Linked DNA regions of Homo sapiens: regions 1 and 3 are each linked to region 2. A link is a loop called in an ENCODE intact Hi-C map of the cell type or tissue named here. Cell type or tissue: OCI-LY7. All regions are shown on one strand. Each heading gives the region's core, and the rest is flanking DNA. Links, peaks and the distances in the headings are about the cores only.

What was found. Hi-C counts contacts between places; a loop is a spot of excess contacts. Peaks named below come from ENCODE experiments on the same cell type or tissue, not always from the same donor. Only the 100,000 strongest peaks of a DNase experiment are listed, where the experiment ranks them.
Region 1: a loop joins it to region 2, with 15 times the contacts of the local background. A loop is called at or near these places in 2 of 110 quality-filtered maps.
Region 3: it touches region 2 in a loop (11-fold over the local background); 63 of 110 quality-filtered maps call a loop at or near these places.

Annotation. Positions count from the first base shown.
Region 1 is chr4:9,491,579-9,501,406 of GRCh38, reverse strand. It overlaps the pseudogene UNC93B7. Among named protein-coding and RNA genes, the nearest start is that of DEFB131A, 52 kb to the right of the region's middle. In OCI-LY7, for the core only: a CTCF peak has its summit at 5,734 (motif pointing left); a DNase peak (open chromatin) is centred at 5,776.
Region 2 is chr4:10,010,808-10,020,635 of GRCh38, reverse strand. SLC2A9 (solute carrier family 2 member 9) reads left to right here. Exons shown (of 12, transcript NM_020041.3): 2 at 1,563-1,661. LOC124900664 (a long non-coding RNA gene) reads right to left here. Exons shown (of 2, transcript XR_007058026.1): 2 at 3,983-9,828. Among named protein-coding and RNA genes, the nearest start is that of SLC2A9, 5.8 kb to the left of the region's middle. RefSeq lists silencers at 1,671-1,830, 6,739-6,798, 8,317-8,611 and an enhancer at 5,390-5,489. In OCI-LY7, for the core only: CTCF peaks have their summits at 5,259 (motif pointing right) and 5,293 (motif pointing right); a DNase peak (open chromatin) is centred at 5,275.
Region 3 is chr4:9,697,680-9,707,507 of GRCh38, reverse strand. It overlaps the pseudogene FAM86MP and the pseudogene ALG1L3P. Among named protein-coding and RNA genes, the nearest start is that of DRD5, 79 kb to the left of the region's middle. RefSeq lists an enhancer at 3,994-4,053. In OCI-LY7, for the core only: CTCF peaks have their summits at 3,660 and 3,859 (motif pointing left); a DNase peak (open chromatin) is centred at 3,887.

The sequences.
Region 1 (9,828 bases), core at 4,515-7,014, 520 kb after region 2:
CCACCTTGGTTCTCATTCCCCTCTTCACTTCTGGCCTTAGGGGACTTAACTTATTTTCTGAAGAACTCAGCTATATATTTATTTTATTTTATTTTATTTTATTTATATATTTTTTGAGATGGAGTTTTGCTCTTTTGCCCAGGCTGGAGTGTAATGGCGTGATCTTGGCTCACTGCAACTTCTGCCTTCCGGCTTCAAGCGATTCTCCTGCTTCAGTCTCCTAAGTAGCTGAGACTACAAGCGCCTGCCACCACTCCTGGCTGATTTTTGTATTTTTAGTAGAGATGGGGTTTCACCATTGGCCAGGCTGGTCTCGAACTCCTGGCCTCAGGTGATCCACCCGCCTCAGCCTCCCAATGTGCTGGAATTACAGGCGTGAACCACCATGCCCAGCCTCAGCTCTATAGTTAAAAGGACATTTGTTTCTTACCCAGCATTTCTAGGTGTCTTGAAGAGGGAGACTTCTCAGGTTATCTAACCTGCTACTGAGAACTTAAAGATAGGGAAAATCTTGGACTGGAGATTCTTGGAATCACATAATTGAAAAATCACAGCCGGGCGTGATGGCTCACGTCTGTAATTCCAGCACTTTGGGATGCCGAGGCAGGTGGATCACCTGAGGTCAGGAGTTTGAGACCAGCTTGGCCAACATGGTGAAACTTCGTCTCTACTAAAAATACAAAAAAATTAGCCTGGCTTGGTGGTGGGCGCCTGTAATCCCCACTACTCGGGAGGCTGAGGTAGGAGAATCGCTTGAACCCAGGGGACGGAGGTTGCAGTGAGCTGAGTTCACGCCATTGCACTCCAGCTTGGGTAACAAGAGTGAAACTCCGTTGCGAAAAAAAAAAAAAAAAAAGAAAAGAAAAAGAAACATCCCCACAGTGCAGATCGACAAAATCACAGAGTTGCTTTGGGAGCGAGGGTGGCAATCAGACACGGAGGCCATGACACAACCTGCTCGTCCACTCAGTGGTCCAGAACCTCCACCCAGTCACCTTATCCGAGGGTGATGGAGACAGGGGAGGTGCCACCTACGCCAGTGTCATCTCTTACAATGAGCTCTTCTCCTGCTCGAAAAGAGCCAGCCTGCTGAGCTTGCTGCCAGGGCCCGTCGCACTGCCTGCGCTGTGTTTCCCGTCGCACAGCCTGTGATGTGTGTTTCCTGTTGCACGGCCTGTGATATGTGTTTCCCATCATGTGTGCACGTGCGTTGTCATGTAGTGTCTGTCACAGGTGTTACCCGCCACGTGTGTTTGCATGTTGCATGTGTGTGGCCTATCAGGTGCAAATATGTGTTGTCTGGCACATGTCACCATCTGGGCATTCTCCATGTGCCAGGAGCAGCCAGGTGGCCTGTGAAGCCTTCTCATGGGAAATGCCCAGGTAGGAAGAGCACAGCCAGGAGCCAAACCCCCGAGTGGCCACTCTATGTGCCTGGATCACCTTCAAGTCTGCTCAACATCAGAGCCTCTGTTCCTTGGCACCATGGACAATGGAATTGACTCAGAACTGGGAAGAGCTGTAGGCCCACTATCCAGGCACCCGCTCCCCGTTTGCCCAGCATCCCAGGGGCCAACACCCTTCCAAATATCACCTTGCCCTCCATTCAGAGGTGAATCATCCGAGCTTCAGTTTGCCCAACTCCGACTGGTTTTGCTGGAAGCTGCCAGGAGGATGTCGCCAGCCACCTCCAGAGAACACTCAATCTACAGATGCTGAGGGGGAACTGGAAGCACACAGTGCTGGCCTTCACCCAGCTTACGGTGGCACCTCGGGACCGCTTCTGAGTCTGCTTTTCACTGAAGGTCGGCGTGAGGAAGGCAGCGTTCCCTCCCAGATTTAGAAAATGTCAAGTCTCCCACCGCACCCTTTTGTGTTTCTTACAGGGCCTGGGGTGCTTGCAGCCACCACACTAAGGGCTCCAACATGTTCCCTCACACACTCAACAGAGAAGGAACCTGTGGCTCATATGGGAGACTCCCTGTCCAAGGCCACAGAGTCTGGCCCCAGGGCCCACTAGAGGCTTCAAGAACCAAACTCACATGAGGGCAGAGAGGAGAGATGGGGCCAGTTTAGGGCTGGGAGAATCCATAGAGCTATGCTGAGGCAGGCATGGAGCCTGGAGGTACGGACGAGGGTCTCGCCAAAGTCAGGGGAAGAGAGGCTGTGGGGAGTGAGGAATGGTGTGGGCCAGCCCCGGGCCTGCTGGGGTGCAGCTGGGGGCTCCATGGCCCTCCCACGGCCCCCACTTGTCCTCACCCAACTGTTCAGAGCTCTTCATGGCGGGGGTGTCCCTCTCCTCTGGCCACAAGAAGAGCGGGTGGAGGAACGGCACCTTCAGGTCTTGTAGGGGGTCTGCCCCTCCACCAGCCTGTTTCTCGTGGGCATCGCAGCTGAGGCTGTAGCCGGGAAAGGGTAGTAACCGAGCGTACCTGGCCTCCAACCACCACTTCCAAGGCCCCTACTGGGCACAGGGTGACCCCACCGTGGCTTGGAAGTGGACCCTGTCCGACGTGGGGGTGGTCGCTGGAGGGCCGAGGATGCCTACACAGGCACGTGGAGGGTGTGAATCCAGAGTCTGTCTCGCCCTCTGGACCCATGGGGGGCCAGCAACGCCGTCACACCCTCCTCTGTCTCTGCCAGCCGCTCCGCCACTCCCTTCTCCTGGCTGGGGCTGGCAAAGGCAGGCAGGTATGGGGGGCGGGGCCTCAGGAGGGAGGAAGGGCTGGTGGGCGGGGCCTACGGACACCTCGCCCCGCCCCAGTAGGGCTCCGCACTCCCCACACCCCGCGGTCCCTCTAGGTCAGGGCCTGTCACCACCGCGCCCAGAGGCTGGGACAGACGGGCTTGCATCCGAGGGGCGCTCCGTCCCACGCGGCCTGGGACTCCCCAGTCAGGACGGTACAAAATCTCTTTATTGCTCATTTTCTGTAAAAAATCGTGGCTCTCGGCGGACCCTGGGGATAGGAGGTGCAAAGCGCGCTCACACGCGGCCCGGGTCCGAGGCCGAGAGCTGGGGGGATCTGGAGCGGGGCCGGGTCGCAAGAAGACCCTGACCCTGCTCCGGCGCTGGGGCGCCTGCTAAGGGCCCGCAGGGTTTCAGCTGTATTTTCGAACCACTGTGCTTGGCCGAGGGGTTCCCAAGGCTCCACTCCGCCTTAGAGGGGGCTTCGGAAGCCCGGAGGTGACCCGGGCTCTGGGAGGGGCGTCCCCAACGTGGGGGAGGAGAGACTGGGGCCTTTGAAGACAGCACGGGACTCGGAGGGGGTCCCCCCGACCTAAGACGTGGTAAACTGAGGCCGGCGAGGAGGGAGGCTGAGTCCGGGAACCAGGCGGCCCCTCACTGCTCCTCCGGCCCGTCGCCCCCCTGCGCCTGTTCGTAGGGGCAGGGCCGGCGGCCGAGTCCAGCGGGCTTGGGGCCAGGCCTGGGCACCGGGGGCGGCGCCTCCTCCTCCGCGCCGTCCCCATGCTCGCCCTCCGCGTCGCTCTCGTCCGAGTTGTCCTCCTCCAAGTAGCGGTAACCGCGCACCTTGTGCTGGGGCCGCGGGATGCAGGGCTGGCGCGGGGCCACGCCCCGCCGCAGCTTCTGCTGCATCCGCAGGTAGGAGACCGCGGCGGCCACCAGCGTCACAAGCAGCACCGCCAGCTTAGCCTGGGTGTACGGAGAGGGATGCCAGGGACCCGCGGCCGCCTCGCCCCGCACCTTCCCCGCCTATGCCCCTCGCTGAGATAGGCCCTTCCCTCCTCCGGGAGCCTCCCGGGCCACGCGACCCTCAACTTCTCCAGCCGCTCCACCCACGCTTCCTGGACCGCCTCCTGCAGGCGAGGCTCACATCCAGCACTGTCCCTTACAGTCGCCATGCCCCTGGCGACCTCAGTGTCCCACTCTGTACGGGGACAATGCAAATCCCTTTGCCTCATAGGGTGCATGTGCCAGTGTTGATAAAGTGCTGGCCACAGGCCCTGCCTTCCCAGGGCTCACAACACTGTGTCCCTGACACACCCGTGGGCTGTAGTGATTCTCTTCATGGGGATTTGACTATAACCCGCAGTCAGGAATGATTTCACACCATAGCTCAGTACATACACACATATCTGTATGCATACTTCCTGCTCTTTTCTTTTTTCCAGACACGGTCGCTCCGTTTCCCCACTGCGCCCCCTCCCTCCCTTCCCCCAACCACTGCTGGAGCGCAGTGGCACGCTCACTTCAGCCTCAATCTTCCAGGCTCAAGCCATCCTCCCACCTCAGTCTCCCAAGCAGCTGGAACTACACGCACGCGCCACCACACCCAGCTAATTTTTAAATTTCTTGTAGAGACAGGGTCTCCTATGTTGCCCAGGCTGGTCTTGAACTCCTGGCCTCAAGCAATCCTCCTGCCTCAGCCTCCCAAAGTGTTGGGATTACAGGCGTGAGCCACCATGCCCAGCCCACTCACTGCTTTTCTTTTTTCTTTTTTTCTTTTTTTTTTGGGAGACAGAGTCTCGCTCTGTCCTCCAGGCTGAAGTGCGGTGGCACAATCTTGGCTCACTGCAACCTCCATCTCCCAGGTTCAAGCCATTCTTGTGCCTCAGCCTCCAGAGAAGCTGGGATCACAGGGACGTGCCACCATGCCCAGCTAATTTTTGTGTTTTTAGTAGAGACAGGGTTTCACAGCCTGTTACCCAGGCCGGTCTCAAACTCCAGATCTCAGGTGATACCCCCACCTCAGCGTCTCAAAATGCTGGGATTACAGGCATGAGCCACTGCTCCCGGCCCACTCCCTGCTATTTTTAGTTCTATTTTTATTTTTATTTTTATTTTGAGACAGATTTTCGCTCTTGTTGCTTAGGCTGGATGGAGTGCCAAGGCCCCGTCTCGGCTAACTGCAACCTCCGCCTCCCAGTTCAAGCGATTCTCCTGCCTCAGCCTCCCGAGTAGCAGCCACCTGCCACCACGCCCGGCTAATTTTTGTATTTTTAGAAGAGACGAGGTTTCAGCATGTCGGTCAGGCTGGTTTCAAACTCCCTACCTCAGGCAATCCACTCGCCTCGGCCTCACAAAGTGCTGGGATTACAGGAGTGAGCCACCGTGCCCGGCCTTTAGTTCTATTTTTAAAAAATGTTTAGCAACTGGGACTTGCTAGACCGGCCACCATCTTTTGGGAGCAGAGCATGAGTAGCTTGCTCCCGTTCAGGCCATGAAGGGAGACAGACGCAACATCTGGACAACCGGGTACCAAACAGCCCACAGGATGGCTGTGATGCACCCACAAATCCCCTCAGAGATGGGCAAACTGAGACTGGCTGGAGGTGGTCCAGTAAGTGGGGTGCTGAGTTGGGGGCCACCCAGTGGGCTGCAGGAATGGGGCCTTGGCCCAGAGACTGGCTTGGGAAGGGGTGGCGTTTAGGAAGCTGTGAAGCCAGGGCAGGGGCTAAGGAAATACCTGTCATTGGGAATGGGGCCCCCAACCCTGCCCAGTCTCACCTTCATGTGCAGGCTCGAGCCCAGGTACACGGTGAAGATGGCCACAGCCTGCCACCAGTGGTAGATGGTGAAGATGAAGTCCTGTCTCTCCTTGTCTTCGTACAAGATTCCCAGGAGTGCTGCAGGCAGGCAGTACAGGGCAGGCAGGGGAGAGGTGTCACCTGGGGCCTGGGGCTGCCTAGCTACCATCTATGAACTTTACTAAGCCCTGTATGTGTCCCAGCCCGGGACCAGAGAACCCCTAGAAAGTGCTGTAAGCCGGTCCTGGCCTGCCCCCTGGTGGAGACCCTGGTCACCAAGCTGCTCACACGCTAAGCAGAAGTAGGAGCAGGTGCGCCGGGCTGTGTGGATGCAGGTGGTCCCGCTCTGCACCACATGCGTGGCCTCAAAAGAAGAAAGCTCTGTGCTTAGTCATGTCCTGTCCCCAACCGCAGGTGTGCAGTGCCAAGCTTGCAGGCGCTGTTTCTCCTCCTCAGCCGGGACTAGAGAGATCGAACTGTTTGCAGCTGCCAACTCTGCAAATCAAACCTGAAGCTAAGCATGGAGAGGGGGCTTCCTTTCCAGTGAGTCCTCCCAGGGTGGGCAACAAGAGTAATGCATTGGGAGTCAGAAGATGCACACTCGTTCTCAGGACTGTAACGTTGGCTCTGTGGGTGATTTGGGTACTTAACTCCCCAGAGCTGCTTTTCCCAATGGTGAGATGAGCCTATGCCTATTGTGTGCTGTGTTCTGAAGTTCTAAAGTGAGAAAGTGGGCATGGCACCTGCCAAATCATAGGGGCCACTATTAACACCTTCACCACACACTCAGGACATGAACACTCCTGTCTTGGGGCCCTGCAGGGTGACTTTACCCCCACAGTGCTGCTATGAAGAGACAAGGATCCCCCAGCGTTCACCTATGGAGATGGGATATGGAGCTGGGCAAGGGGATGCCATGACCAGACAGGGCACAACATGGGTCCAAGATACCCAGGTTGGACTCTGCCCAGAATTGGCTATCCTTGGGCAAAACAGCCAAGAGACTGTGGTGCAGTATGAGGCTCCAGCCCCTGCTACAGACAGAGACTCCCAGCCAGCCTCTGTCCTACCAGCAGCAGGCATGACCTGTGCCATTCCACACCCCCAAGGATGACGTTCAAATCTGTTCATGGCTTCGGCCCATCAGAACAGACACTGACATGGATGCCCTGCAGGACTGTGCCCATGTGTGTTAGCTGTGTGTCACTGCATGTGCCCATCTGTGGGCAGGGAGCATCCTGGAGCTGAACATGGGCCCACTCGCTGCCTTTTGCAAACAGGGCCCTGTTCCCCAGCAGCCCAGACCTGGGGCCTGGACTCTGGTACTGAGCAGACTGGGTTGGGGCTGCAGGCCTGCTCCTCTCTATACAAAGTCCCATGTCTGTATCTATGCCGTGGATGTACAACAGGCCACTTGCTCCTACCGCATGCTCCGTGAGGCAGAGACCAAAACATATGCTCCAAGTGTCACGAAAACTATGACAGGGTAAGCTCTGTCCCCTGGTATGAAAAGGGAGAATCCCTGATGTGTTTTTCATACTGTCCCTAAGGGGTGTCCACAGAGCCCCACACCTGCCCCGTGTAGCCACGAGATTTCACACTGACCCTCCAGTGTTGATGGGGCCCTGTGCCCACCCTGAGTTATTAACGGAATGTCCATGACGTGGAACCCCCACACCTGTCTCCAGGGTGTCCACGCCCTACCCATCTGCCCCCAGTGTGTCCATGAGACTTCCCTTCCACCCCTGGAGTGTCCACAGGAAGCCCCACCGGCCTCCGCCATGTCCACAGGACGCTATGTGACCATAGGACCCCATATCTGTCCCTGGGATGTCTATGTCTAGCCAACCACCCACAGATAGCCATAAAGAACCCTGCCCCACCCTCCCAGTGCCCACAGCTATACTCACTGCTGAGTCCAGTTTTGTTCAGGGTGCTGCCCACACCCCAAAGGGCGGCTGCCACACAGAGGATCCAGCTGTGTTGAAGGACCCGAGACACAGGGGCCCAGAAAAAGAGGATGAAGGTGAGCAGCAGGTGCACCCCTGCTCCAGCCACGAGGGAAACCGGGCGTGGCAGCCACAAGCCCAGCAGGCCCAGGAGTGAGGCGACTGAGGCGTCCAGGCTGTAAGCCACGAGGAGGTAAGCCAGCCGCTCCAGCCCCACCGAGCACACGCCATAGCCCTGCGTGGGGACAAAGGGTGAGTGTTGAAGTCCGGAACAGCCCGGACCCCAGTCTCAGCCCTCCCCGCATCGCGGGGGTTGCCTCACCCCCCTGCGATGGGTGTCCTAAGAGCCATGGGGGGTGAGGGGCTGGCTTGTACTCCCCGCATCGCGGGGGGTGAATCACACCTTTGCGATGTGGGTCCTAAGAGCCAGGGAGGGAAAGAGGGGCTGGCTCTTACTCCCCGCATTGCGGGGGTGCCTCACCCCACTGCGATGGGGGTCCTAAGAGCCAGTGGGGGAAGAGGAACTGGCTCTTACTCCCCGCATGGTGGGTGGTGCCTCAGCCCCCTGCGATGGGGGTCCTAAGAGCCAGGAGTGGAAGAGGGGCTGGCTCTTACTCCCCGCATCGCGGGGGGTGCCTCACCCCCCTGCGATGGGAGTCCTAAGAGCCAGGGGGGGAAGAGGGGCTGGCTCTTACTCCCCGCATCACGGGAGGTGTGTACAACCCCTGAGATATTGGCAGTAATATCATCCTCTCCCCCTGAACCTGAGAAACAATATCTCAGGAGCATGTAAGCCCCCTGAGATATTGGAAGTAACATCATTTTCTCCCCCTCCAGATATTCGGAACAATATCACAGTGGGTGTGTACAGCCCTTGCGACATTGCCGCTAGTATCTTCCTCTCCCTCCCAGGATAGAAGGAACAATGTCACAAGGGGGTGTACACCCCCTGCGATATTCGTGGTGATATCTTCTTCTCCCCCGCTGCCTATTAGGAACAATGTCACACAAGGGGTGTGCACCCCCTGCTATATTGGGAGTGATATCATCCTCTCTGTCCCTGGATATTAGGAACAATAACCCTAGGGAGTGTACACCTCCTGCAATATTCAGACTAATATCCTCTCGCCCCCTGGATATTAGGATCAATATCACAGGGGTGGTGGGCACCCCCGGCGAAATTGGAAGAAATATCATCCTCTCCACCTTTGGATGTTCGGAACAGTATCACGGGGGAGGTCTCCGCCCACTGCGATTTTGGGAGTCGTAACATCCGCTCCCACCCAGGATATTAGGAACAAGATGACCGAAGGGATGTACACCCACTGCGATATTTTCCATAATGTCATCCTCTACCCACTGGCTATTAGGAGTAACATCATAGAGGGGTGTACACTTTCTGCGATATTGGGAGTAATATCCTCTCCCCCACGGATATCGGGAACAGTTTTATTAATTATTAATATTAATAAATATAATAACAATTAATAGTAATCATTGATATTAATAACTACAGTGGAGACAGTAAAACTTAATGTGGATTAAAAATATTCATGATTACAATTAATAATAGCAATATCAATATTAATAGTAAAATAATAATATCAGTAATTAATGTTACTTAAATCCATCATAAGTGATGTTGGTAATAAAACAATGATTAATGTTAATATTAATAACTAATATTATTAAAAATGGCACTAATAGTAAGAATTAATTTTAATCATGCACAATCATATCTTTAAAATAATCATTAATGACTAATAAAGTTATACTATAAATTAATATTACCATTTATAATCATTAATGAGACTGATGTTTAATAATTCATAATATTATTACTCCTAATACCGCAGGGGGTGTACACCTACCTGTGATATTGTTCCTAATATCCAGGGATGGAGAACTTGATATTAGTTTTAATATCGCAGTAGGTGTACACTCACCCTGTGACACTGATCCTAATATCCAGAGGGTGGAGTATGACATGACTGCCAACATAGCAATGAATGTACAGCCACCCGGTGATATTGCTCCTAATATTCACGGAAGAAGCGTATGCTATTACTCCCAATATCGCAGGGAGTGTACACCTCTTCTGTGATATTGTTCCTAGTATCCCGAAGGGGAGAGGGTGACAATAATTCCAGCATCGTAGGCTGTGTTCACCCAGCCTGGGATATTGTTATTAATATCCTGAAAGGGAGAGGATGATATTACTCCCCATAATAGATAGATATGCCTCCCCATAATAGAGCAGGAGGTGTACACCCACCCTGTGATATTCTTCCTCATATTAAGAGGAAGAGAGGTTGATATTACTTCCAATATCGCAGGAAGTGTACACCCCCGTGTGAGATGGTCCTTCGTAATATTCCAAGGCGGAGGGGGT
Region 2 (9,828 bases), core at 4,004-6,503:
GATAGGTTTAAAGAGAAAGAGTGATAGAGAACAGGCGTTTCATCTGAAATGTGATTCTGTTCCATCAGGGATCCCCATTCAGCTCAAGCTCCTCTCACTGCAGAAAAATATTCTGGTACTACATTTCAATTGGCAGCACCCATCCCCAAGGCTTATAAATGTTCCCTCTTGCCCCCGCATGTGATCAGCAGCCTCTACGGAGCACCTCCTCTGCAGCAGGCTCCTCAACAACATATGTGGCCAGTGCTGCTATTAAGATCCCATTTCACAGGTGGGCAAGCTGAGCCCCAGAAAAGTCAAGTCACTTGCTCAGACTCCTACAGCTGAGGGGACTGGCCCTGGAGGTAAAGCTGATATCACTTGGCTCAAAGCCCCAAAGCTCTATCTCGTGGCTGGTGGCACTAGAGGAGACAAACGAGACTGGCAGAGCAGGTAAGTGGCCATCAAGAGACCCGCATTCCCTTCCAGACGGGATTTGACTGATATGGGTCCCTGAACCATGGATCCATATGTCTTCTTCACTGTTGCACCCCCACAGCTTTGTCAGGGCCTGGCGCCTACAACACACACACACACACACACACACACACACACACTCACAAATATGTCAAATGATGGCAAAGAAGGTGCCTTCCGGAGCACCTGGCCCCTGTCCACTTGGCCTGTATTCCCTGACCAGCTGAGGACAGCCATCCCTCCTGCCCTGGCTCATGCCAGCTTGTCAGCCTTTGCCAGGGATCCAGGTGTTTCTGCCCTATGGCCCTGTACTGGTGGTGGCTGTCCTTAGATGGGGCTGCAGGGCAGGACAACACCAAGGCAGGCGCCCTGTTCTCTGTGCCAAACCTTGCATCTCTACGTCTGCAGGTCCTTGTCCTGAGGCTTGGACCAGCCCCTGTAGTTTGACGCCTCAGACTGGAACAGTATGTGCATGTAAGCGTGTGTGCACATCTGTCTGGCTGTCGGCAGTCTCAGGCCCTTGGACAACGGCACTCAGGTGACGGGTCAGCAGGGGACAGTGCAGTGGTGACTAGAGGGGCACTGCAGCCAGGCCACCTGGACTTCAGTCCCCATCCTAGACAGCACCAGCCACGCTCCCTGCCCCTCTTTCCTCACCTGTAATACAGGACATAACAGCACTGATCTAAGGACTCAGAGACAATGCGCAGAAAAGTGCTTAGAATCACGCCTGGCTGATAGCGCTTGGAGTCTGGCTTTGCTTTTTTCTGTCTGGGTCGGACACTCGCCAACTTCGCTGAAAGGATCGTGTGGAGCTGCCCAGAGCAGCTGCTGAAAACTGCGTTTCAGGAATCCTCACGCAACCCGGAAGGAACGCAAGGGCGTGGCCGCTAAACCTGAGGGCGCCCGGCCTGCGCACGCGGACCTGGACTGGAACCCTACTTGCAGGTCCCCAACTTGCGTCTCTTCTCTCTGTCTCTACCCCAGCCAAGGACAAAGACTTCTCCTCCGGAAGGCCTCCCCCAGCTGAGGGAACGTTCCAGGTCTTCCCTCGGCCCTGGCTGCGCGCCCGGTGCCGGCTCTGACGTGGTTTCCTCTCCCCTCAGGACTGGTCCTGCTCGCTCCTCGTGGCCTCCCTCGCGGGCGCCTTCGGCTCCTCCTTCCTCTACGGCTACAACCTGTCGGTGGTGAATGCCCCCACCCCGGTGAGTGCGCGCCAAGGCCCGGCAGAGGGCGCTGCGGCCCTGCGGAAACCTTCGGGTGCGCAAGGGCCCTGGGCTCCAGCGCCCCCTCCTGTTGCGCTCGCGGCGCGGGACACCGCGGGGACAGAGATTAGCCCCCACTCGGGGGAGAGGGGAGGCACAGAGACAGACAATGATGACACGGGGACAGGGGCGGGGGATGACAGTTCTTGCGGCTGGAGGGCGGGTGTCCTGGGAGAACGTTGGGAGACTAGATGAGAGGGGGCTTCGGAAGTCCCGGGGTGGGGTGGGGGGCGATCCTCTGGCCCCTAATGCCGGGGAAAGAACCAGGAGGGGCCTTATGCATGGAAACTTGGACATTTTCTTGATTTGTTTTGTTGTTGTTGTTATCTATCTATCTATCTATCTATCTATCTATCTATCTATCTATCATCTTTGAGATGGAGTCTCACTCTGTCACCAGGCTGGAGTGCAGTGGTGCGATCTCGGCTCACTGCAACCGCCGCCTCCCACGTTCAAGTGATTCTTCTGCCTCAGCCTCCCGAGTAACTGGGGCTACAGGCATGCACCACCACACCCGACTAATTTTTGTATTTGTAGAGGTGGTGTTCCGCCATATTGGCTAGGCTGGTCTGGAACTCCCAGCCTCAAGCGATCCGCCCACCTTGGCCTCCCAAAGTGCTGGGATTATAGGCTTGAGCCACTGTGCCCGGCCTGGTGTTGTTGACTTTAAATTACAACCAGAGGCCACTCAGGTATCTGCTGGATAAGACCCATCTTTGGCTTGTGTTTTACTCTGAAATCAGATCCAGGTGCAATTCTCCCAGGCCCTCTTCACATTGTGCCTCTGGTTTGCAGTTAAAGGTTGGGTACTGCCTACCTAGGCTGTAAGGTTTAGATGCTATCCTGTGGGTGCTGGCTTTGGCTTTGACCTACCACCACCCACAGGCAAGGGCAGGTTGGAGGCTTGAGGGAAGCTTTCCTGCAGGAAGTGATGCCTGACTAAGTTTGGAAGGTGGAGTGATGGATGGGGGGCCGGGATGTAGGACACATCTGGGGAAATGCGGGGAGCTCCAGGTTCTTGGAGCACAGGCCGTTTTGGAGACACGGATATAGGACACATCTGGGGAAATGCGGGGAGCTCCAGGTTCTTGGAGCACAGGCCGTTTTGGGGACACGGATGTAGGACACATCTGGGGAAATGCGGGGAGCTCCAGGTTCTTGGAGCACAAGCTGTTTTGGGGGCAGACAGGAAGCAGGCTGAGGACAGCCCTGGGTGCCTTCCAGGCTTTTCCTTGCTTGGGAGTCCAGCATCCTTGTGTACAAAACATAGGGGAAGCCTGGGTCAGTGAGTTTCAAAGGTTCCCATGAGCCCTGGAATTTTGCAGAGGTGCCTCACGGATCTAAGCACTATTTGCGCAGGTCAGTTCTATGTTTAAAAAGTCTGTTAATTATTTGACATTGTTCATTTCTGTTGCTAAAAACTGTTTGAAAACCAGGGGGCCTAGATGGCTTCAGTAAGCACTGCCAACAGTCAGTGATCTTTGATTTTGTCATTGTGACGTCATTCCAAGATGGGGATCTGGCTTGTCGATATTTGTCTTTGAAAGAGGGCTAGGAATTTGGACTCTTGCTTCATCTTGAAAGTTCATCAAAACATCCAGGTGAGAGGTGGGGGAGAACCTTTGCACTCATGGCTTGTGGAGCAGAGTTATGTGAAACTTACACCTGGGATAGAATGATATGGGTTCAAGCACTGACTATGGGAACATGAGGACGGAGGAATCCCATTACTCACTTATTCATTCAGCAAGCATTGTTGAGAGTTTATAATGTATCCAACTCTGGGGATCAGGGAAGACAGCCTGGAGGAGGTGGTATTTGAGCTGAGTCATGAGGGATGTGTAGAATTTCCACAGGTGTCAAAGGGAGGTGGGGAGCTGAAGCACACACACAGAGGCCTGGCTGTGCCCACATGGTGGCATATTAGGAAGTTAGTAGCGTGTGATGTGCCAGTACCTAGGGGGAATGCAGAGCTGGGATGAAAGAAGAGGTGGAAAAGCAGGATGGAGTCAAAAGAAGAGGGCCTAAGATCTTAGGCTGAGGAGTAGGATTTTAGTCTTGGGCAGTAGGGAGCCATGGCAGATTCATGGGGGTGGGGGTTTGCAACTCACATTTTTTTAATTAAAATTTATTTTTCTTTAACCATGACACACCCTCAGGAGGTCCTGAGAACACGTGCCTCCTTATTTATTTACTTATTTAATATGCTCACTGTTTTTTAGAAAAACAACTTTGGTGTCAGTGAGAAGGACAGGAGGGGCCAGAGCTTAGAGGTATTTAATGGGAAAGACCATGGTAAGCCAAACAGAGAGAGTTTAACGTGCCCTCCCTCCGTTTCGGGAAAGGAGATTTCTGAAGATCTACACAGCCAGGGTGGCCTTTACCGTTCTTAAGATGAGTGACACATATTATGGCAGCATCAGTAAGAGCACAGATGGAAAAAGCCCTCATGAGGTGCCGGCCCTCCTCCATGTACTTTTCATGCGTTAATCAGCTCAGTGCACCCTCATGACAGCCCTGTGAGGTATGGATCATCATTATCCCCATTTTACAGATGACGAAACTGAGGCACACTGTTCACTGACTTTCCCACAGTCACATAATGAGTGGAGCCAGAGTTTGGCCCTGGGCGGGCTTCTGGTTTCCCAGGCATCAGACACATTTTCAGTCATTTTTAAAACAGATCCTTTCTGTGCCAGGCAGTGTTAGGCCATGGGACTTCTTGTTTGGGATATCGGAGCTCTACCTCTGTGGCCAGTATGCGCAGCAAGGTGTTCAGTCTTGAGACATCACAAGGCGCTTTTTAGCCTGGTGTCCTTTGAACCTCGAGACCACGGCTCGTCATGCATACTTTAGAGGAGCCCAGAGCAAGCACCCCGAGGAGGCCTTGAGTCCAGGACTGAGCCATCTGCCCAGATCCACGGCCTGGGAAGTGTCATCCCCAGTTGGGTAGCTACTTCCCAGCATGTGCTCTCTGCCTTTGAAGAGGAGCAGAGACTGTGATGGCCAGCTCATCAACTCTGCCAAAATGTACTGCATGCCAGGCGCATTCCATTCTCAGAAATACAGAGACGTCAGTGTCTTTGGCTGTAACAAAACAGCACAGCCTGGGGTCTTCAGCAAGACATTTATTTTCCCATACTTCTCCAACCTGGAAATCCAAAATCAAAGTGCCGGTGGATTCGTTGTCTGGCAAGGACCTTCCTTCTGGCTTGCAGACGGCCTCTTTCTCACTGCCTGTACATGGCAGAGGGAGGAAGAGTGCAAGGGAGCAAGATACTCATCCCACCATGAGGCCGCCCCCATGACCTCTGCTAACCCCAGTAACCTCCCAAAGGCCTCATCTCCAAATACCATCACATCGGGGTTAGGGCTTCAACATGCCCTATCCTTGCAACAAAAATGTCATGCAACATTTTTGGAGGGGACACAATTCAGGTCAAGGTAGTTAATTACTGATGTTACCTTCATTTCATGAACAAAGAAACAGAAGCTCAGTTTAAGCAACTTGCCCAGGTTCACACAGCCAGGAGGTGGCAGTGTTGGAATTCAAACCCAGGTCTGTCTGAATCCAAGATCCGTGCCATGCTCTCTGCCCCTCCTTCCTGCCCCTGACCACTAATGGCAGGCGCCAACAGTCCAGCCATGGGGGGAGTTTGGCATGATCAATAAAGGCAAAGAGGAACAAGGGGAGATGGGAGGAGCCACAGCAAGCCCAGGGCTACTTACCTGTCCATCTACCAACCAAAAGACAGAGCAAGGTTTCACTGCAACAACCCTAGGGGCTCAAGCATAAGGTGGATGATGCTGCCATCGTGTTACAAGCAGGCACCTGTGATTGTCTGAATCCTGTCCCAACCCCTCCCTCCCTCGGGGTTCTCATAGAGCAATTCTCATAAAGGACCTGATCTAACTGAGAAACCGAAGACAGCTTTATTATTAGCTAGAATCATTCCCCAAACTCTTCCCCTCCCTATGGGGTTTGGGGTCATGTAACCTCTTCCTGCTCTGCCTAAAGGTCCTGATGTTTTATGTTTACTTGTGCTGCTTTGTGAGAAGAGAGGGGTAGCTGTTCAGGCAATCCTTCAGTGCCCTTCCCTGGGTGTTGACCTTGCTGTATCTGGGGTAGAAAGATGAAAACGACACACATCCATGTCCTCGAGGTGCCCCAAGACCAGCAGCAGTGACAGAGGCTCAATAAATAATCACCAGTGAGACAGGCTGCATGGAGCCACAGGACAGCTGAAGGACTGTATTCTACCTGGGGAGGTCAGTGGGGCCTCACTGGGGCTTGAAAGAGAGAGCTCAAGGCTTTCTGGGAATGGTGGAGACCTAAGGGTAGCTGGATGTGGGGTCCAGTGGGGTGGAGAGGTAGAGGCTGGAAAGGGGAGCTGAAGCCAGATCAGAAAGGTTGCAGAGGCCAGAACAGGAGCATGATCCAGCACCACCCAGGCTATGAGCAGGCTGAGGGCCAAGGCTCGCCCTGGGAGGCCCTTCCGAGGTGGAAACTGCCCTGAGTGTGAGCTGAGCAGGCCTGCACAGAATCCCAGCTCAGAATCCTGCAGAGAATCCCAGGCACCATGTAGGTGCCTCTGTAAAGGGCTGGTGTCGAGCCCCTTGTGAGGTCGCTGCGAAATGAAAGGAGATGTGATGCTGGAGGAGCTCAGCCCAGCGTCCAGCGATCACCTCGAATTCTCTCTTCTCCTTGCAGTGGGCTTAGAAACGGGTGAGTGAGGCAGCCCCAGAACCAGGGAGACCAGGAACAGAGCAGAGCCTCTAAGGAATGGAATCTAACACAGGCTGGAAGGACCCAAGCCTGGCAGGGGTTTAGGGTGTGAGAGCTAGGCTTCACCTGGGGTGCTGGGCTCTCGAGAAGGAGAAAGAAACCCTTGGAACAGAAGAGGTGCAGATATTAGTGCTGCTTTGGAGTGCGGGGAGGGTATCTGCTCACAGAGATGATGAACAAAGGCTGCCACCAGGGGGTGGTGTGTGGATGCTGCCCCATGGGAAGGTGTGCTGCCTTTAGCACTGGCCCAGGCTTGTAAGTCCTCGGCCCAGCCAGCTTCGCCTTTCCAGCTGTTAGATAACTGGGGGCCCAGGTGATCGGGGCACAGACTCCAGGCAGTGGGCATTTACCTTCAGGGCAGGCAGCTTGCACTGTTAGAACAATCCATGCAGTAGCTGCCGTTGGCCCTGCTGCCACCCAGCCTCAACCTTAAAAACGCTCAGTGCTCCTCTCTCCTCAGATATTTGGAAACTTTCTGTAATGCCGAAAATGAAAATAACTCGCCTCTGGGCACCAGCTCTGCACTTGACCCAGGTTCAGAATTGTGTGCACACTGGATCCTTGTTATAATATTGCAAGGCAGCTATCACTAACCCCCTTTTAAAGGCGAGGAAACTGAGGCTGAGGGAACCCAATACATCCAAGTTTCAGGGGTGGGACACTTCCTAAACATTCCCACTGGCTTCTCCTCAACACAGTCACCTGGATGTGCCTCCTGGCCACCCAACTTTCCAAGAATCCCCAGGATCTGACTACTTTTCATGCCTCATTTGGAAGAGAACACCTGCACCTCGTGCATCCACAAGGGTCCTTGGCCAGCTTGGTGGATGGGATGTGAACAGAGGTGCTGATAGGCCACATGAGGCCTGGTTTATGGCAGCATCCCTGGTTATGGCAGCACTGAAGAAAGATCTTCAGTCCTTTCTTCCCCCAGATGGCAGAGAACTATTAAACGCACACTGGACTTTGCATGAACTGGCAAGAGGTTCTTATTGTCCTTAGCTGTTGAAAATCAGGGTTATCTGTGCTGTGCTGGTGCGTTGATCACCAAGATGAACACCACAGTAGCTAGGCTCTATTCATTCTCTACACTAAACCCTAACTGGTTTCTCTGTTTCCACTCTGGTTCCTACAGTTTAGTCTCCACCCAAAGGCCAAAGGGATCCTTGACAAATGAAGCAAGATCATATTGTCCCTCCGCTCAAAACCCACTATATCTAGAAAGCAAGCCAGACTGTGGTGACTTACACGGTACCTGGGGCCGTGACACATGACACATGACAGATGTGACCACTCTGTCATCATCATTTCCCCCCTCACTCCCTCTTCTCCATTTACACAAACTTCTCCCCACTTGCTGCCCCTCAAACACACCGCACGCTGGAACCTCAGAGCCTTTGTGCGTGCTGCTCCTGCTGGCTGCAGTGCTCTTCCCTTGATTTTCCTGTGCACTCTCCTTTGATTACTTCTTGCCTCTGCTCAGACGTCCCCTCCTCAGAAATGTCTTCCCTGACCAGCCTATCCAAAATGGCACCCCTCCATCACGCTTTAGCCCTCACCGAATTTATTTCTCCTCATGGTATTTAACACTACCTGAGATATGACATATTCCTTTACTTCTTGTCCTCCTTCCCTTCACTTTAGAAAGGTCCTTGCTTCTGCAGTGCCAGCACCTAGAACAATGTCTGACACATTGTAAGCATTTATAAAAAATATTTGCTAAATGAGCAAATGGATAAATTTAAATTTAAAGTGAGTCCAAGGCAAGTCCTTAGGTCTCTTCACTCTCAAACAAATTGCCAGCTGTGAGTCTGTCCTATGGAAAACTTCTGGGACCACCTCCACCATGTTCACAGATGGGGACTTGGACACTGGTCTGTCTAATTCCTGAGTATCCCTTCTTTCTGTTCCACTAGGCTGATCTGCTGCATTCTGTGAATCAGCAAACGTTCTGTGAAGGTCCAGCAAATGTTCTGTGGAGGTCCAGATAGTGCGTGGTTTTTCTTTGTTGGCCATATGGTCTCTGTTGCAACTACTGAACTCTGCTATGTAGAGATAAAGCAGTTATAGATGATATGTAAATGAATGGGTGAGGGTATGTGCCAATAACATTTTATTTACGAAACAGATGGTGGTCTAGGGTTTCCCTTGCTGGCCAATTGTTGGCTAACCCCTGTGCTAGAGGTTTTAGAAAAGGGAGGAGGCTCTTGTAGATTCCTTGTGTCATTAGTACCTCTGGGCAGAGGGCTGGCTGGCTGAATAATTAATCCACAGCCTATGCTGCATAGCATCTAAATAGGAGCACCTAAATCTTCCTGAAGATGTTTGCTTTCTAATCTCCTTTCTTTTGTTCATGTATTGCTGATTGTCTAGGCTTTGTCCTTTCTGTTTCCAGTGACTAGCTCCAATTGGCATAGTTGTATCTTTCTGTCTATCCATCTACTTACTTACCTGTCTGTCTAAAACATCCTGAAGTTATTGTAAAAGACTGCCAAATTTAGGGCTAATTTGCATACCAATCAAATGTAGCCTGAATTTTCAGACAGTCATGCATGCAAATGTGCTAATCTGAATCCTTGAAAATGGCTTCAGATTTATGCCATTGTAATCGTTGACCTTTAGTAGGAAAATGTTGCAGTGCCTGGAACCTGCTTCATTATACTGCTAGAATCATCTGGGATGATTGCCAGAGTTGTGCTGAAAGATGTCCTCTTGGTACCTGTGAGCACCCAGTGTCTAGAATCCACCTGAGAGGTTGTTAAGGGCTGGATGGAGACCCACAGACTGGAGTGGGGGGTTCTGAGCCCCAAGGGACATTCTCTGGGGACTGAAATGGGCAGACAGGGCTGATACAGGCCTGGGTGGGATGGTGGTGCCTGGGCAAAGCATGAGTCAAAGCTCCTCTTGCTCATGGGTGTTGTCCACAGAGCCTACAGGAAGATTCTGGAAGCAATGTTCTAAAGAAATGCAAGGTCTGTGGCAGGGCCGACAGTATGGAGCCCAGACTTCAGTCCAAAAGGGCCCAACCAAGACAAAAAACAAGCCAAAGGGTGAGGGGTTCAAGAGTAGCTGATCCATGAGAAGCAACTATTGAGGTGATGGACCTGGATGGATTCCTGACCTGGGACTCACGCACTTCCTATGATTGTAGGAGGATCCCACATTGCAATGAGCCCAAGAGAACAGTCAGCCTAGGCAGAACGACCACTGGGGGATGGACATTAAGAAAAGTCGCCAAGAAAAAAGGACCAAAGTTGAGATAATGAATGTGTTGAATAGGAGTTATGAATGAAAATAAAAATTAGAAAGCAAACAGGGAAT
Region 3 (9,828 bases), core at 2,789-5,288, 310 kb after region 2:
CTCCCAGGAGGAGGCTACTTCCTGGTGTGCCAGCCCCTCCCTGCCAGTTGGCCCCAGAGGCCGTTTACCAAGGCGTTTGAGGAGGCCACGTCCTTTCAGCCTGCCACGCCCTCCATTCAGTCCTCTTCCTTCCTGCAGGAGGGCTGGGCCTGGGGTTGGGGCCACTGTTGCCCAGGTGTGGGAGGGCAGTGGCTTTGGGAGGTACAAGGATGATGTGTCAAACAGCGTCGCCTCTCCCAGTGAGATGGTTCTCCTTTGCCTCCGTCTCTTTCCCCATTGATTCCTCCAAGTGGGGAGTCGTGTCTTGGTCCTGATGCGTCTCTAGAGCTGCATCTTCCGGCTTTGAGTGAGCAGAGCAGTTGGAGGCTGAGGGCCTTTTCCTGGCAGGACTCTCCAGCTAGTCTTTGTTTTAGACAGTCTCGCTGCATTGCCTAGGCTGGAGTGCACGATCTCAGTTCATGCAACCTCTGCCTCCTGGGTTCAAGTGATTCTCCCACCTCAGCCTCCTGAGTAGATTACAGGATTACAGGAGCCCACCACAACACCTGGCTTATTTTTGTATTTTTAGTAGAAACAGGGTTTCACCGTGTTGGCCAGGCTGGTCTTGAACTCCTGACCTTAAGTGATCCTCCTGCCTTGGCCTCCCTAAGTGCTGGGATTCCAGGCATGACCCATCATGCCTGGCCCCAGCTAGTCTTTAGAAATGTTAAGCTATATGGCTTTATTTTCACAGTGACAGCTGGTTTGTGGTGGGTGTGCTGTGGTTTATTATTATTATTAGTATTAGTATTAGTATTAGTATTATTAGTATTTTGAGATGGAGTTTCACTCTTGTAGCCCAGGCTGGAGTGCAATGGCATGATCTTGTCTCACTGCAACCTCTGCCTTCCCAGGTTCAAGCGATTCTCCTGCCTCAGCCTCCTGAGTAGCTGGGATTGGAGGCACCTGCCACGACGCTTCGCTAATTTTGTATTTTTTTAGTAGAGATGGGGTTTCACCATATTGGCCAGGCTGGTCTTGAACTCCTGACCTCAGGTGATCCACCCGCCTTGGCCTCCCAAAATGCTGGGATTACAGGTGGGAGGTGAACTTGGGAGGTGGAGGTTGCAGTGAGCTGAGATTGTGCCACTGCACTCCAGCCTGGGTGACAGAGTGAGACTCTGTCTCAAAACAAGACAAAACAAAACAACAACAACAAAACCAAATTGTGGTTATGTAGAAAAAGTGTCAACTTATGTTTTCAGATGTCCCAGCCAGGCCGTGTGGCTGCTTGGCCAGCTTAAGCCACTTGTGCTTGGTGATATTGGGGGCCTTATGAGATTTTCACTCCCCTCCGGGGATGTTCCCTCACTGTGCTGGGAGGATTTGTGTTCCCAAGGCAGAGACCAGCGCTCTGACCGCACCCCTCTTGCCTAGCATGGTCGGTGGACCTGGGTGTCTGTCTGCACATGTCCTCCAGTGGCCTGGACCTGCCCATGAAGGTGGTGGACATGTTCGGGTGCTGTTTGCCTGTGTGTGCCATGAACTTCAAGTGGTAGGAGCAGAACCCGAATCTTTCTGGGGATAGCTTCACAAATCCACCGCTGAGGGGGAAGCAGTGCAGAGCGAGATGCCCACAGTGAGGCCCTGTCCCTCGGTCAGTCCAGCACACACTGGAGGCCAGGAGGAGGAGCCCTGCATTTGCTGTGGCTGGGCTGAGCCTCATTGAAGTAGTTGCTTCCATTTAGAGCTCATGTTATATTTAGGTTGGTGCAAAAGTAATCACGGTTTTTGCCATTAAAAATGACAATTACTTTTGCACCAACCTAATATGAAAAAAAAAGCATCTTAAATACTAGAACTCCACTCGGGGCTTTTGCTCCTGGAGTAGAATTGGCGGGAATTGCCTGCAGGCTTACATGGTTTTCTTTGTTGTTTTCTCTCCCACCATGTCCCTTTTGGCCAAGCTTACGTGGTGGGTTTGAATCAGTTGAATGAGTGTCATGCTGTGGCCTCACTCCACCCAGCATAGACGGGTGTTTGGAAGGGTGGCACTAGAGGAGATTCTAGAAGCAGTAGCCTCAGCACAAGTTGAGCCCTTGGCCCCTGCTCAGGAGCCGGCCCCTGGATGGGATTCAGGGATGTGAGCCCCTCGTGTGATCTGAGCTCAGGGAATGTCAGGATCAAACCTGGTGCCCTAGAAAAGTCATCTTTTATGTGCTGAGCCAGTCTCCAGGGGGTTGCCTTTACTTATTCCATGGCCATGGAATTAAGAAAAACATGCAAAAATAATTCTTCAGTCCTTGAAGAGCATGCAGCACAGAAGGTACAAACCCTCCTTAAGGCTCCCTCCTCAAATCGCTTTGGCCATTTTGATGTGCACCAGCGCCCCCCCCAGGCCTTTGTACCCTCAGATGCCAAGTCTAAGAACCAGCTCCTGGAAACCACACCCCCCTGTTCCAACCCCCAGCCTGGCTTGAGCGTGGGGTGGGTGGGAGCCCTGGTGGGCACCACAGCGGTCTGGTATCTTCTCCAGGCAGCTCTCAGGCTCCCTTGGTTCTCTCTGCAGTTTACATGAGCTGGTGAAACATGAAGAAAACGGCCTGGTCCTTGAGGACTCAGAGGAACTGGCAGCTCAGCTGCAGGTAGCCACGTCTGCCACCACGCCCGGGTGGGCAGGGTTCTGGAGACTGGCACCGAGCCACGCTCCCTGATCCCTGCTTCTCACAGCCAGGGTGGGACCATGTGGGGTCTGGTGGAAAAGCTAGGGAGGGAGCAGAGGTCACAGATGCTGGCCCTCTCTGCTGCCCAGTTTTGGTACAGTAGGCTCGGGAAAGTTAGGACACACCCCCTCCTGCCCTCTGGATTTATGGAGCTGACACTCCACAAATGATGCTGGAGCCGGGTGGGTCGGGCTGCAGTTTAGGAAGTGATCAGGATCAGGTAGGTGTGTAGGTAAAGGGAGCTTCTGGGACCAGCCTTGAAAGATGGGCGGAATTCTGCAAAGGTTACTTGTTTCTTATTGCTAAAAGTAATACATCATTCTTGCCAACAGAGTGACTGGGAGGATTTTCAGTAAAGGTCCAGGTCGGAAGTCATTTAGACTGGGTGCCCCAGTCTCTGTCACAACCATGGTACTCTGTTGTGGTGTGAAAGTAGCCACAGATCGTCTGTAGATTAAGGGGTGTGGTTTTGTTCCAATAAAACTTTATTTAGAAACACAGGCTGTGGGCTGGATTTGGCCTGCAGGCTGTAGTTTGTGATCCTTGATTCAGACAGTTTAGCAAGGCTGAAAAGAACACCGACAGCCACTCATTACCCACAGATGGGTGGGACTGTGTTGGCCAGAGGCCGAGAGGAGGGTGCTCACAGGGGAACGTACAGCATGTAGAGGCCGGAAGGTGCTCCAGGGCACCAAGTGTGGGAAAGTGGGACATACAGGTAAGTTTCCAGGGGAAGTTTCCGGAAAGCATAATGTCAAGTTGGAGGCGGAGCACTGCTGGGGCGTGAAGGGTCTTGAGTTCAAGTGAGGGAGTTAGGGGCTTGGGAGGGGTTGTTATTGGGTCGGGGACCTGGGGTCATCCAGGTGGTGACCTGGGATGGGGTTGGGACAGGCAATGAGGTAAGCTCTGCTCTTTATTTTTTTGCAGATGCTTTTCTCAAACTTTCCTGACCCTGAGGGCAAGCTAAACCAGTTCCGGAAGAACCTGCGGGAGTCGCAGAAGCTCCGATGGGATGAGAGCTGGGTGCAGACTGTGCTCCCTTTGGTTATGGACACAGAACTCCTGGGCCAGAGGCTAAAACCCCAGGGCCCCTGCTGTCCTTCCCGCAGCTTCTTCTCGGAGTCTCAGGGCAAATCCTTTCGAGTAGCGCCTCCCAGTGGCCAGAAGCTGATATGACGGCAGTGGTGCCGCCTGGTGAATGAATTGGTTCTGTGACCGGGGAAGCTGTGGTTGGCCCTGATTTCTTCTCTGGAGGCTCAGAAACGCTTCCTGTCTTCTTCTGTTCTTCACGCCCCATGCTCCTGCTAGAGTATTACTGTTCTGTGACTTCCCTGTGACCTCTGCAGTACTCCTTAGCCTGCGTTTGGTCTCCAGGTGCCACCTTTCTGCCGTGTTCCTAACATGTTGATTCCTGTCTTGAAAAAAGCACCTGCTGCACCATAAGCCCAGGGATGTGACAGCTGCAGCGGGCTTGGCTTTGTGAGGAACCGAGTGTGTCCACGTTGGGGGAACATCATACTTGATACACACGTTTTTATTTGCACAAAGAAATTGCTATTTTCGGAGCCAGAATTTTCATGTCTGATTTATGGTGATTTTCTTAAGAACCAGAACTGCTGGCAGAAAGGGGGCACCCACACGCTTAGATAGCCGATGTCTTATTAGAGGGCACTTTGTGGTTCCTGATTTGGAAATTAACACTCTCCAAACATTCCAGTCCAATGAAAGTTTTATCCGCTTTCCCATATAAAAATTCTTCCCACGAGAGTGACTTGATTCTCACGATCCTGTTGGAGTCGTGTGTGAGTCCTACAGTGTGAGGTTCAGCATTGCCATCTCCAAGTGCTCTCCTTAGGGAAACAGTTTCTGGTCATGATGAGCTTCCGCTTCCCATGTGATCCTGGCCCGGCCTGGAAACAGAACACGTGTTTGAGGATGGCGGTGTTTGGGGACAGGACATGAGCATTTTGTGTGGGGCTGCTAGGACAGGCCTGGCGGGGTGGGGGGTGTCCAAGTCAGTTTACTTGGTTCACAGGTTCCCAGGCCCACCCAGGTGCCTAGAATTGGCCTCCAGGATGGGACAAGAAATCTGGTTTTGCATAGAAATGGCTAGCAGCAGGCACCGTGCTGCTGTCCACTCTCTGCCTGCGTCCATCCTAGCACTTGGCACAGCGGGACAGAAGCAGAGATCTGAACCCACATCTACCTGGCTGCTCAGTCAACCCACTCTTCACAAAGCTTAGAAAGCCGCCGGGTACAGTGGCTTACGCCTGTAATCCCAACACTTTGGGAGGCCGAGGCGGGCGGATCACTTGAGGTCAGGAGTTCGAGACCAGCCTGGCCAACATGGTGAAACCCCATCTCTACAAAAATACAAAAATTAGCCAGGCATCATGGTGGGTGCCTGTAATCCCAGCTACTTGGGAGGCTGTGGTGGGAGAATTGCTTGAACCCAGGAGGCGGAGGTTGCAGTGAGCTGAGATTGTGCCACTGCACTCAACCGTGAGTGACAGAGTGAGACTCCATCTCAAAACAAACAAACAAACAAACAAAAAAAAAACCGCACACACCACACACACACACACACAAAGCTTAGAAGGGGCTGGTGTTCTCAGAAGCACAGATGTCTGAAGAGCCGTTAGCCAGAATGATTCTTTTTTTTTTTTTTTTGAGATACGATCTTGTTCTGTCACCCAGGCTGGAGTGCAGTGGCACAGTCATTGCTCACCACAGCCTCGACTCCTGGGCTCTAGCAATCCTCCCACTTCCTGAGTAGCTGGCATGACAGGTGCATGCCACCATGCCAGTAATTTTTTTGTTTTGTAGAGATGGGGTCCTGAACGCATGGCCTCAAGTGATGCTCCTGCCTCAGCCTCTTTTATTATTTTTTTTTAGACGGAGTTTTACTCTGTGCCCCAGGCTGGAGTGCAGTGGCGAAATCTCAGCTCACTGCAACGCCTCCCAGGTTCAAGTGATTCTCCTTCCTCAGCCTCCCGGGTAGCTGGGATTATAGGCGTGCACCACCATGCCTGGCTAATTTTTGTGTTTTTAGTAGAGATGGGGTTTCACCGTGTTGGCCAGGCTGGTCTTGAACTCTTGACCTCAAGTGATCCACTCACCTCAGCCTCCCAAAGCCTCAGCCTCTTACAGTGTTGGGATTACAGGTGTGAGACACTGTGACCTCGGATGATTTTCAATCACAGTTTTTTGTTACAAGTGGAAAATGCGTATTTTTAAAAATGAAGTAGAACAGACATGAACGTGTAGAAGTCTCTATAATCCTGCCAATGGCACCTGTTCACGTGTATATCAGGGATATACAATATTTTGGCCTCCATGGGCCACGTTGAAAGAAGAAGAATCGCCTTAGGCCACACATAAAATACACTAATGCTAGCGATAGCTGGTGAGCTAAAAGAAAAAAAATCACACAAACTCCTCATACTGTTCTAAGAAAGTTTACAGATTTGTGTTGGGCCGCAGGTTGGACAAGCCTGCTGTATATATATTCTAGGTTTTCCCCTATAGGTATACTTATGTGAAAATGATGATTGTGATAATTTTTTTTTGAGATGAAGTCTTGCTATGTTGCTCAAGGTGGCCACAAACTCCTGGGCTTAAGCCATCCTCCTGTCTCAGCCTCCTGAGTAGTTGGGAATATAGGTACTCAAAACCATGTGTGGGTGATTATTATTAGTTTTTAAACAAAAATGGGTCGGGGCGCAGTAGCTCACACCTGTAATCCTAACACTTTGGGAGGCTGAGGCAGCAGATCACTTGAGGTCAGGAGTTCAAGACCAGCCTGGCCAACATGGCGAAACCTCAACTCTACAAAAAATACAAAAATTAGCCAGGCGTGGTAGCACGCGCCTGTAGTCCCAGCTACCCAGGAGGCTGAGATGGGAGAATAGCTTGAACCTGGGAGTTGCGAGGTTGCAGTGGGCTGAGATGGCACCACTGCACTCCAGCCTGGGCAATGCGAAACCAGACTCTGTCTCAAAAAAAAAAAAAAAAAAAAGGTTGGTAGGGGCTTATGCTATGTGTGCTGTTTGGCACTTTTTTCACTTAAAAGATATTGCAGGTATTTTTTCATGTAAGTATCTGAAGAAAGACTTCCTGTTTTTTTTTTTGTTTTTTTTTGTTGTTTTTTTTTTTTTGCCTTTTTGAGACAGGGTCTTGCTCTGTTGCCTAGGCTGGAGTGCAGTGGTGAGATGAGGGCTCACTGCAGCCTCCACCTCCTGGGCTCAAGCCATCCTCCTACCTCAGCCTCCTGAGTAGCTGGGACTACAGGTGTGCGCAACCACACCTGGCTAGTTTCTGTATGTTTTGTGGAGATGGGGTCCCACTATGTTGCACAGGTTGGTCTTGAACTCCTGGCGTCAAGAAGTCCTCCTGCCTTAGCCTCCTAAAGTGCTGGGATGACAGGCCTGAGCCCCGCGCCCAGCCAGCCTCCTGTGCGACGTTTTGCGGGACTCTGTCGTGGAACCCAGTATGCCTTCGTGTGCTGGCTTGTTTGTTGGCTCTGTAGTTAACGGGCTGCCCCACGTGGGCAGGCATTGGATCATCCGTGTCTCTGTGTGCAGGCAGAGGCTGCTGCAGGTGCATCTGTGCACATGGCTCCCAGGAGGGGCTGTGCTCAGGGGGAGCTGGAGCAGAGGCTGATGGCATTGGGGGGCTTGGGTGTAGTGTGGAGGCATGAGAGCCAGGTGGCCGGGCTGCAGTCTGCGGGAGTTCAGGGGTCGCTTGGCCTCTGTGTGTCCTAGTGTCTTTGTCAGTGAGATGGGACAAAGACAGCACACCCTCACAGGTGCTGGGGGCTGACAAATGTCAGGTCTGAGGACAGTTGCTGGCACACTACGGGGCCAGTTCCCCTTCTTTACAGTCATCCTGCTCGTCTTCCATCGACTGGGTGCTCAGGACAGTGGCATGGTGGATCCGCCTGTATAGCCTGTGCTCCAGCATCCTGCAGGCCACAGCTGTGTCCAGCCCTGAACCCGACTGCCTCTCCTGCCACCTCCATTTTATAGATGAGGAAACCGAGGCCCAAGGGCTTAGGGAACCCTGCTCTGAAGCACACAGTAGGGCTGCTGGGCTCAGACCTTCCCTCCCTGGGCTGAGCTGCCCTCCTGCTGCCGCAAGCCCTCCATGCCCCAAGCCCACCCTGCTCACTGTCCTCTGCCCGAGTTCCCCGCATGGTGTGGGAGTGTGGGGCATCCTAGCTTTTCCCCGGTGCCCAATTCTTTCACTTCCAATGGAGTCCTGCAGGGACAGCTCGGGGACCATGCAGGCGCAGGTGGACATGGAGGCTCACCTAGCTCGGTGGTGAACAGCTGGCACGTCTCTGGGTTGCGGACAGTGAAGGCCACATAGACCTCAGGAGCCCGCTGGTGCTCCCGGCAGGCAGCCAGCCTCCACAGGACCCTGACCAGCGACACAATGGCTTCTGGGCAATACAGCACGTCTACGGTGAAAGCTTCAGGTTACTGAATGGGACCAGCGGACAGTTCCAGGTCATGCTGTCCTCAGCAGCAGGGCGAGGCCAGAGAGGCAGCGGTCATATGAGATTGGTAGATGCCATTTGACCATTTGTGCCATTAGATGGAAAGGCAATTACTTGGTGAAAAAGGAGAACCCTTAGTAGAGCAAGCTGCAAAAGACCGAAGCAAAAGAAAAAAATCTCCAGACTCACTGGTGTTCCTTAGAAAAACAGCTCTGGTTCTCGGCCTATCTAGAGGGCTTCGAATGACACAAAGCCTGACCCTGCCATGAACTTCGTGTTTCAGGCATCTGCCGATTGGTCTGCTGGCTTGCAGGCGTGGACCTGTGTCCCTGGCCACCGCTGGACCTGTGGTTTTCAGGGCGGGGCCCAGGACCACAGGCAGAGCTCTGCTTGACCAGAGACCCCTCTCTGGTCTCTAGGGTGACCAGAGACACCTTAGGGACTGAGTGTGCTGGCAGGGGTGAGGGGTTTTTGGTGGCCCAGCCAAACACCACCTTCTCTCAAGAGCCCTGTCCTTGTCCCAGAAGTGGTTGTTTTCCTCCTGTGGTCTCTGAAGGACACAGGGCATGGCTCTGGGACAGAGCCATGTGGTGACAACTGTAACAGGAGTATGCCTGTCTCCAACAAGAGGGCTGTGGCTTGAAGGTCACCTTAAGAGGCACCCCTGTCCTTTGATGTCACCCTGGAGGCCCAGAGTAACTCTTCTGGAAGCCCCATCATGTCCATGCCCGACAGCGTCCATTGTTCCCTTTTCCCAGAGCCAAGAGCTGGGTAGAGCTGCAAGGACACTGCCTGCACAGGATGCCCGGGGCTGGGCATTACCTGCTGCAATGACAACATCTGGCTGGAAGGCAGAGAGCTGATGGACCGTCGCGACGTCCCAGTCCAGCTGGGCCAATGTCACCCTGGGGCTGTCTAAGTTGGAAGTGATGTCTGCCTCTAATGAGAGGCCATTGAGGACATTCCCTCGGAGCTGCTCGAGGACCCGGCTGTGACAGTCGCTGAAGATGTATGCCCGGGGGCGGCACATCTTGCAGATGGCCAGGCCTGTGAGGCTGGCACCACTGCCAAGCTCTAAGACAGTCCTGGCGGGAGGAAAGGGGACCGTGTCTGTGACTGCACCAAGGTAAGCCTGCCCTGCACCCCGAGGCCACCTGTGAGTGAAGGCTGCTGGGTTCTCGGCCCATTCTGCAAGGTAGAGGGCAGTGTCCCATGTGACCAGGCCTGTGGTGCCGTGGGAGATGATGGCCGTACTCTCGGAGAGTGTGACGGAGCCTCCCGAGGGCTGCACCAAGAGAGGGCGGGAGAGTCAGTCCAGCAATCAGAAGACAAGTGGCATAGAAGATAAGTAGCCATCCACCACATGGCTGAATAAACCATGACAGGACCAATCGCCACTCAGCAATCAGAAGCAGCTAACTGTTCACATCCCAACAGCTTGCATGGGCCTCCGGTGTCACGTGGCATGAAAGACACTCATCTCAGGCCACACAGGAGTCCACTCATCCAACATTCCTGAGACGACAGAATTCTGGTGATGGAGCACAGGTCAGCGGTGGCCAGGGCCTGGGTGTGGCTATGAAGGGGTGACTGCCTTGTGATGTTTCAATATGCTATGTTTTTCCT